3 separate regions of the Homo sapiens genome follow, and all the other regions are linked to region 1. The links are chromatin loops, found by intact Hi-C in ENCODE. Cell type or tissue: mammary epithelial cell. All regions are shown on one strand.

The links. A loop is a pair of places that touch in the nucleus more often than their neighbours do. Peaks named below come from ENCODE experiments on the same cell type or tissue, not always from the same donor. Only the 100,000 strongest peaks of a DNase experiment are listed, where the experiment ranks them.
Region 2: it touches region 1 in a loop (28-fold over the local background); 12 of 110 quality-filtered maps call a loop at or near these places.
Region 3: a loop joins it to region 1, with 9 times the contacts of the local background. A loop is called at or near these places in 16 of 110 quality-filtered maps.

The regions. Positions count from the first base shown.
Region 1 is chr4:143,772,848-143,775,347 of GRCh38, forward strand. No RefSeq gene overlaps it. Among named protein-coding and RNA genes, the nearest start is that of FREM3, 73 kb to the left of the region's middle. In mammary epithelial cell, a CTCF peak has its summit at 1,319 (motif pointing right); no DNase peak of the experiment used is centred here.
Region 2 is chr4:144,141,842-144,144,341 of GRCh38, forward strand. It overlaps LOC105377460 (a long non-coding RNA gene), which reads left to right. Exons shown (of 11, transcript XR_002959803.2): 9 at 2,276-2,374. Among named protein-coding and RNA genes, the nearest start is that of GYPA, 2.4 kb to the left of the region's middle. In mammary epithelial cell, a CTCF peak has its summit at 1,298 (motif pointing left); no DNase peak of the experiment used is centred here.
Region 3 is chr4:144,020,258-144,022,757 of GRCh38, forward strand. No RefSeq gene overlaps it. Among named protein-coding and RNA genes, the nearest start is that of GYPB, 2.1 kb to the left of the region's middle. In mammary epithelial cell, a CTCF peak has its summit at 1,537 (motif pointing left); no DNase peak of the experiment used is centred here.

The DNA.
Region 1 (2,500 bases):
TTGCCTTTGAGTCTCAATTATGTATGTAATTGTTTTATAAGATCCATGAGATTTCTAGCAAGTGTTTGGAAAACACTTACTAGAAATAACCAGTGTGTTATATGATGATGAGTATCCTTTTATTATCATGTTTAGAGTGCTTTTGAGCATTTCTTGTAGGACTGGTCTAGTGGTGCCAAATTCCCTTAGCATTTGTTTGTCTGGGAAAGGCTTTATTTCTCCTTCATTTATTAAGCTTAGTTTGGCAGTATATAAAATTCTTGGCTGGCATTTTTATTTCTGTAAGAAGGCAGAAAATAGGCTTCTAATGTCTTCTGGCTTGTAGGGTTTCTGCTGAGAAGTCCACTGTTAGTCTGATAGGATTGCCTTTATAGGTGATTTGATAGTTCTCTCTAGCTGCCTTTAAGACTTTTTCTTTCACACTGGCCTTTGATTGTCTGATGACTATATGCCTTGGTTATAATTGTTTTATATAACATCTTCAAGGTCTTCCCTAAATTTCTTGTATCTGCATGTATACATCTGTAGCAAGATTGGAGAAAATTTCCTCAATTATTCCCTCAAATATGTTTTTCAAACTTCTTACTTTTTCTTCTCCCTTGCTTCACATAATCCATATATCTCAAACAATTTGTTCAGTATTTTAAATTCTTTTTTTGTCTAAGTGGGTTAATTTGAAAATTTCCAGGTTTTCTGGTTAGTTTTTTAAAAATACATCTATCTCATCTGTCATCTCTTGAATTGTTTTTCTGTGTGTGTGTGTGTGTGTGTGTGTGTCGATTTCCAACTTTCTCTGTGTTCTCATTGAGCTTCCTTATAACACACATCTTGAATTCTCTATCTGTCATTTCAAAGTTTTTATTTTGGTTAGAATCTATGCTAGAGAGCTATTGTGGTCTTTGGAGAATGTCACAACATTCTGTTTCTTCATGGTGCTGGAATTCTTGTGGTGGTTCCTTCTCATTTGTAGAAGCTGTCACTTCTTACCTGGGAATTTACTTTTATTTGCGTGGGATTTTTTTTCTTCCACTAGAGTGTGATTTTTGCATATATTGGTGGGGTCCTTTGGTTTCACTTCTATATGCTTTTAGAGGACCAAAGCACTGTATGAATTCTTTGCTTATATATCACATTAGTGTAGTGGTTTTCTAAAATGCTAGATTGTAGTAGTGGCGTGCTGTACATATGGTCAGGCTTACTGTCTCCTACAGAGATGAGGAGATGGAGATCTCAGAAGTTACCTCATTCCCCCGTGCTGTGCACTTCTACCAGCAGTAATTATATTGGGTTGTGCAGTTCACCATACAGGCCAGCAGGTGGTGCTTACAGGTAAGAGTTGGCTGAGCACTGTACAATGATGTCAGCAGAAGTTGTGATTGGACATGCAGTTTGACCTCCCATCCATATGTGGTGCTTGCAGGTGAGAGGCGGCTGTGGTGATGGCAGTGGAAATTTTACTTGGCCTTTGTTGATCAGGGGAACTACCAGGGTGTGCCTGGTGATGGGGAGCATGGAGCTCTCAAGTGTCCCATTCCACACTCTGACCAACGGGGGTGCAGGGGGGAAAGCTGGGTGGGGCTGGGTTGGGCGAACCTACCTCCAGGCTCTCCAGGCTAACTAGGGTGGGACCAAGCACAACCTTGGTGGGAGCTGAGGGGCAGCTCTCAGGCCACTGGAACAACCCAGGGAGGGGCAGAGGTGTTTCTCCTGTGCCAAAGAACCCACCAAGAGAAAAAGCGGCAGCCAGGGTTTTTTTCCTGGCTGTTCAAAGTATGAAGGTTTACTTGATATTTTGGTTCCTCTCAGTGAAGAGGCACATGTCAGCTGCATCTGATCAATCATCTTCATTTCTCGTGAGTTTGTGAATCCTATGCAGAGCAACAGCAGCAGAAGTTTGGCACCGTTGTGCTCATATCTCCATAAACAGCCTCATTTCCACTTTTTGGCTGTTATTATTAATACACCTATAAACTTTTATGTGGACATAGTTTGCATTTCTCTTGAGTGTATATCCAGAAGTGAAATTGCTAGGTGCATATGGTAACTCTACATTTAACTTTTCAAAAAACTGCAAATTGATTTCCAAAGAGGTTGCAAGATTTTACATTCTCACTTGCAGTGCGTAAGGGTTCCAATGTCTTCAATGCTTGTTATTACATCCTTTTGATTATGACCATCCTCGTGTATATGAAATGATATGTTTGTCATTTTCATTTGTATTTTCATGATGGCTAATGATGTCGAACATTTTTTTCATATGCTTATTGGCCATTTGTATTTCACCTTTAGAGAAATGTCTATATCTTTGTACATTTCCTGATTGGATACTTTTCTTTTTTATTGAGTTGCAATTTCATTCACTTTTTATGACTCCAATTATATTTTTATTCTTATGACTCTGAAAAAATACCTTAAGTCTAGATTTCTAGTCTGAACTTCATAGATGCTCCGTAGCCACCACAAGTTCAATATGATCCTCCAAACCTGCTTGTCTTTCTTA
Region 2 (2,500 bases), 370 kb after region 1:
TGCCTCTTAAGGCCCTGCCAATTCATGTAAAACAACTGCAGCAAATTTTATTAAAAAGTTAAAATTAAACAATACATAATAAATTAATACCTTCTATAAATTCAGTGTTTGTTATGGCTGGATATCAGGTTGAGTTGCAGGAATTGTGCTCAAGAGTCAGCCAAGTAAAGGAAATGTTGTTGATATTCATATAAGCAGTAAGAATTATTTCACACAATTTTATATTGACAAAGGGAGAGCGATTAGCATGAGTCTTAAAAATGCTATTTCTGAAAATGGGTAAATAAATGTCACTATTCTTACGATGGACTATTAGAGCAACTATTAAAATCATGTTTTCAAAAATAAAGATATGGAGACTCAGGATAAAATGGATAAGTGGAAAACAGCAAGATCTGAAAATTGTATATACACAAATAAAATCCTATTGGATTCTTTTTTTCCTGGGTTGTGCTATCTTCACCTGGAATACACCTACTCTTTTAAGTGGCCTCCAATTCTGCTTGGGGTCTCAATTGAATAGTACTTCCTCCACAAAGCCTTCCCTGACTTCCTGTCTTTGTCAGGTGCCCCTGCTCTATACTTGTGTGGTTTCATCTTCTTCTCTTATCATAGGACTTATTACACTACATTGCAATCATTGTGTCTCTACTGGACTACAGTTTTTAAGTGGGCACACCCTATGACTATTTTATTTACCAATGAGTGCTTGGGGCACACTTGACAATAAATATTTCTCAAATCAATAAATGACAAATAAATATTGCAGTGCAGAGGAAAGCAACTTCTCACAGGCAGTCCTGGGTGTATAGGCTGATCATTTTTTATATATCCTGCGGGTAACCTATGTCATGTCCTAGCTTCAGGTTCCCTCCAGTATGGAGGTCCATTGCTAAGGCAGGAAGGGGAAAACGAAAAGGAAACTCAGCCTAAAATTCAGCTTTCATACCTCCTTCAGCCTGGACTGGTCAGAGTCTGAGAGTGCTTTCTCTTCCATGACCTCCCACTTTCCTTTCCTGCAGAATCACATCGTTAGCAATTCTCTAAACTCCTGTAGTGCTTACACATGCCTGTTTATTAACACCTGTCTCAGGTTGTTGTGAACAATCTGTTGCTTTGTATTTGTGGGTCCTGTCTCTGTTGTTCTGTTTCCAGCATCTGGCACAATGCCCTATAGAGTACCTGGCCCTATTAAAGTAAGTCAAAACCTGGAGGGTTCTCAATGAGGAAATCAGAGGTCAGATTCAGCACCTCACACAAGGTGTGAGGAAGCAGAGCCATATAGTGCCCTCTAGTGGCGTATCTGCACAATGGAAGGAAAAAATGTGAGCCCTGAAAATGCAACAGAAAAAAATATACGTCAGATTACATATTTCTTTTTCAGGCATTCCCTAATCTTCTTTAATTTTTTCAAAAATATTTTTACTGAAGTACACATTCAGAATTATCATAAAATTCTACCTATGAGCTATATCATGCAAATTATTAGATAAATCCACATCTTTTAAGAATTTTGACTCTTTGCATAAAATAAAACAAGTACTTTTGAGGCATTTGATCAAACATAAAAAACTTATCCAATTTTCTTGATACTACATGTCTTTAGGCTATTTTTTGAATTGCCTGAGTCATTTCTATGACGTAGTTAAGAAGGATGAAGTTCAATGTTATAATCTAGGAAAGGCAACTTGGATCGATCAACACAAACTTATACCTTGCTTGTTTCATGACAGAGAACCATTCATTTTTGTCAATTACTTACCTCTCAACTATTTCAGGCTTAGATTATTCCTGAAGATGGTTGCATGCTAGTCTGATCTGCCAGTGGAGAAGTGTGCTTTTCATGTTTTGCATGGAGGAGTGGAGAACAGGGGAGGGGCAGGAAAGTGGAGGCACAGTGGTTTATACTACTAGCCTCCGTGGTACCTCGTTGCCTTAGAATTGTCCAGCCTGCTTTGCCAGAGTAATCTAAGAACTTTCCCTGACCTTTGTTAGTTTATCATTTCAAAATTTTTTTAAATAAAAAAACAACTACAAGGTAAGATAAATCTAACGCTCAAAATAACCCTGTTAGAGAGACAGAACAGATATTAGCATTCTTATTTTATATATGAGCAAACTATGGAATGGAAAAGAGATTATGGGTGTATTACCTGATTTGATTTGCCCTAAGTGTTTTTTAAACGTATGGATTTAGCTGCCAACATTTAAAAAGAAGGTATATTTTAATTAAAATCAGGAATTGATTTAATTAAAAATTTGGCTCCTCTTACAGGAAGATCTGGCAAGAGTTAGCATGCAGGTCTACATTGTGACAATCCATGAGAGCTAAGGACTGGCTGTCTCTTGGGACAAATAGGCTTTCTTGAGTCTGGTAAGTGCTCCACCTGATGCTTGCTTCCATTTCTTAGATTAGGTTTTACTGTGGTAAGGCCTCAAAATCTCAGTGTCTTGCAGCAACACTGGTTCATTTCCTGCTCACATTACATTTGGTCTATGA
Region 3 (2,500 bases), 250 kb after region 1:
AAAATCATTTATGAAGTTAATGTTTGCAGCTTCAGGAAACTGGACCACAGAGAAAAAAAAGTATTTACTGGATAAAAGATGGAGATAAGTATCAGCAGAGCATCCCAGAGAGGGAGGAGCCTGAGATTGAGGCTCCTCTAATGGATGGAGGGAGTGGAGATGCAGACTTGGGAGAGACGGAAGAATGAATGACACAGACGGGGTAATCTGAGCAGCAAGAAAAGAATCCAGAGTGCCTCTTAAGGCCCTGCCAATTCATGTAAAACAACTGCAGCAAATTTTACTAAAAAGTTAAAATTAAACAATACATAATAATTTAACACCTTCCATAAAGTCAGTGTTTGTTATGGCTGGATATCAGGTTGAGTTGCAGGAATTGTGCTCAAGAGTCAACCAAGTAAAGGAAATGTTGTTGATATTCATATAAGCAGTAAGAATTAATTCACATGATTTTATATTGACAAAGGGAGAGCGATTAGCATGAGTCTTAAAAATGCTATTTCTGAAAATGGATAAATAACTGTCACTATTCTTACAATGGACTATTAGAGCAACTATTAAAATCATGTTTTCAAAAATAAAGATATAGAGACTCAGGATAAAATGGATACGTGGAAAACAGCAAGATCTCAAAATTGTATATACACAAATAAAATCCTATTTGATTCTTTTTTCCTCTGGGTTGTGCTGTCTTCACCTGGAATACACCTACTCCTTTTTAGGTGGCCTCCAATTCTGCTTAGGCTCTTAATTGAATAGTACTTCCTCCACAAAGCCTTCCCTGACTTCCTGTCTTTCTCAGGTGCCCCTGCTCTATACTTGTGTGGTTCCATCTTCTTCCCTTATCATAGGACTTATTACACTACATTGCAATCATTGTGTCTCCACTGGACTACAATTTTTAAGTGGACACACCCTGACTATGTCTATCTTATTTACCAATGAGTGCTTAGGGCACACTTGACAATAAATATTTCTCAAATCAATAAATGACAAATGAATATTGCAGTGCAAAGGAAAGCAACTTCTCACGGGCAGTCCTGGGTGTATAGGCTGATCATTTTTTATATATCCTACGGGTAACCTATGTCATATCCTAGCTTCAGGTTCCCTCCAGTATGGAGGTCCATTGCTAAGGCAGGAAGGGGAAAACGAAAAGGAAACTCAGCCTAAAATTCAGCTTTCATACCTCCTTCAGCCTGGACTGGTCAGAGTCTGAGAGTGCTTTCTTTTCCATGACCTCCCACTCTCCTTTCCTGCAGAATCACATCCTTAGCAATTTTCTAAACTCCTGTAGTGCTCACACATGCCTGTTTATTAACACCTGTCTCAGGTTGTTGTGAACAATCTGTTGCTTTGTATTTGTGGGTCCTGTCTCTGTTGTTCTGTTTCCAGCATCTGGCACAATGCCCTGTAGAGTACCTGGCCCTATTAAAGTAAGTCAAAACCTGGAGGGTTCTCAATGAGGAAATCAGAGGTCAGATTCAGCACCTCATACAGGGTGTGAGGAAGCAGAGCCATATAGTTCCCTCTAGTGGCGTATCTGCACAATGGAAGGAAAAAATGTGAGCCCCGTAAATGCAACAGAAAAAAATATACGTCAGATTACATTTTTCTCTTTCAGGCATTCCCTAATCTTCTTTAAATTTTTCAAAAATATTTTTACTGAAATACACATTCAGAATTATCATAAAATTCTGCCTAAGAGCTATATCATGCAAATTATTAGACAAATCCACATCTTTTAAGAATTTTGACTCTGCATAAAATAAAAGAAGTACTTTTGAGGCATTTGATCAAACATAAAAAACTTATCCAATTTTCCTGATACTACATGTCTTTAGGCTATTTTTTGAATTGCCTGAGTCATTTCTATGACGTAGTTAAGAAGGATGAAGTTCAATGTTATAATCTAGGAAAGGCAACTTGGATCGATCAACACAAACTTATACCTTGCTTGTTTCATGACAGAGAACCATTCATTTTTGTCAATTACTTACCTCTCAACTATTTCAGGCTTAGATTATTCCTGAAGATGGTTGCATGCTAGTCTGATCTGCCAGTGGAGAAGTGTGCTTTTCATGTTTTGCATGGAGGAGTGGAGAACAGGGGAGGGGCAGGAAAGTGGAGGCACAGTGGTTTATACTACTATCCTCCTTGGCACCTCATCGCCTTAGAATTTTCCAGCCTCCTTTGCCAGAGTAGTCTAAGAACTTTCCCTGACCTTTGTTTGTTTATCATTTGAAATTTTTTTTAAATAAAAAAACAACTACAAGGTAAGATAAATGTAACGCTCAAAATAACCCTGTTAGAGAGGCAGAACAGATATTAGCATTCTTATTTTAAATATGAGCAAACTATGGAATGGAAAAGAGACTATGAGTGTATTACTTGATTTGATTTGCCCTAAGTGTTTTTTAAACGTATGGATTTAGCTGCTAACATTTAAAAAGAAGGTATATTTTAATTAAAAATCAGGAATTGATTTAATTAAAAATTT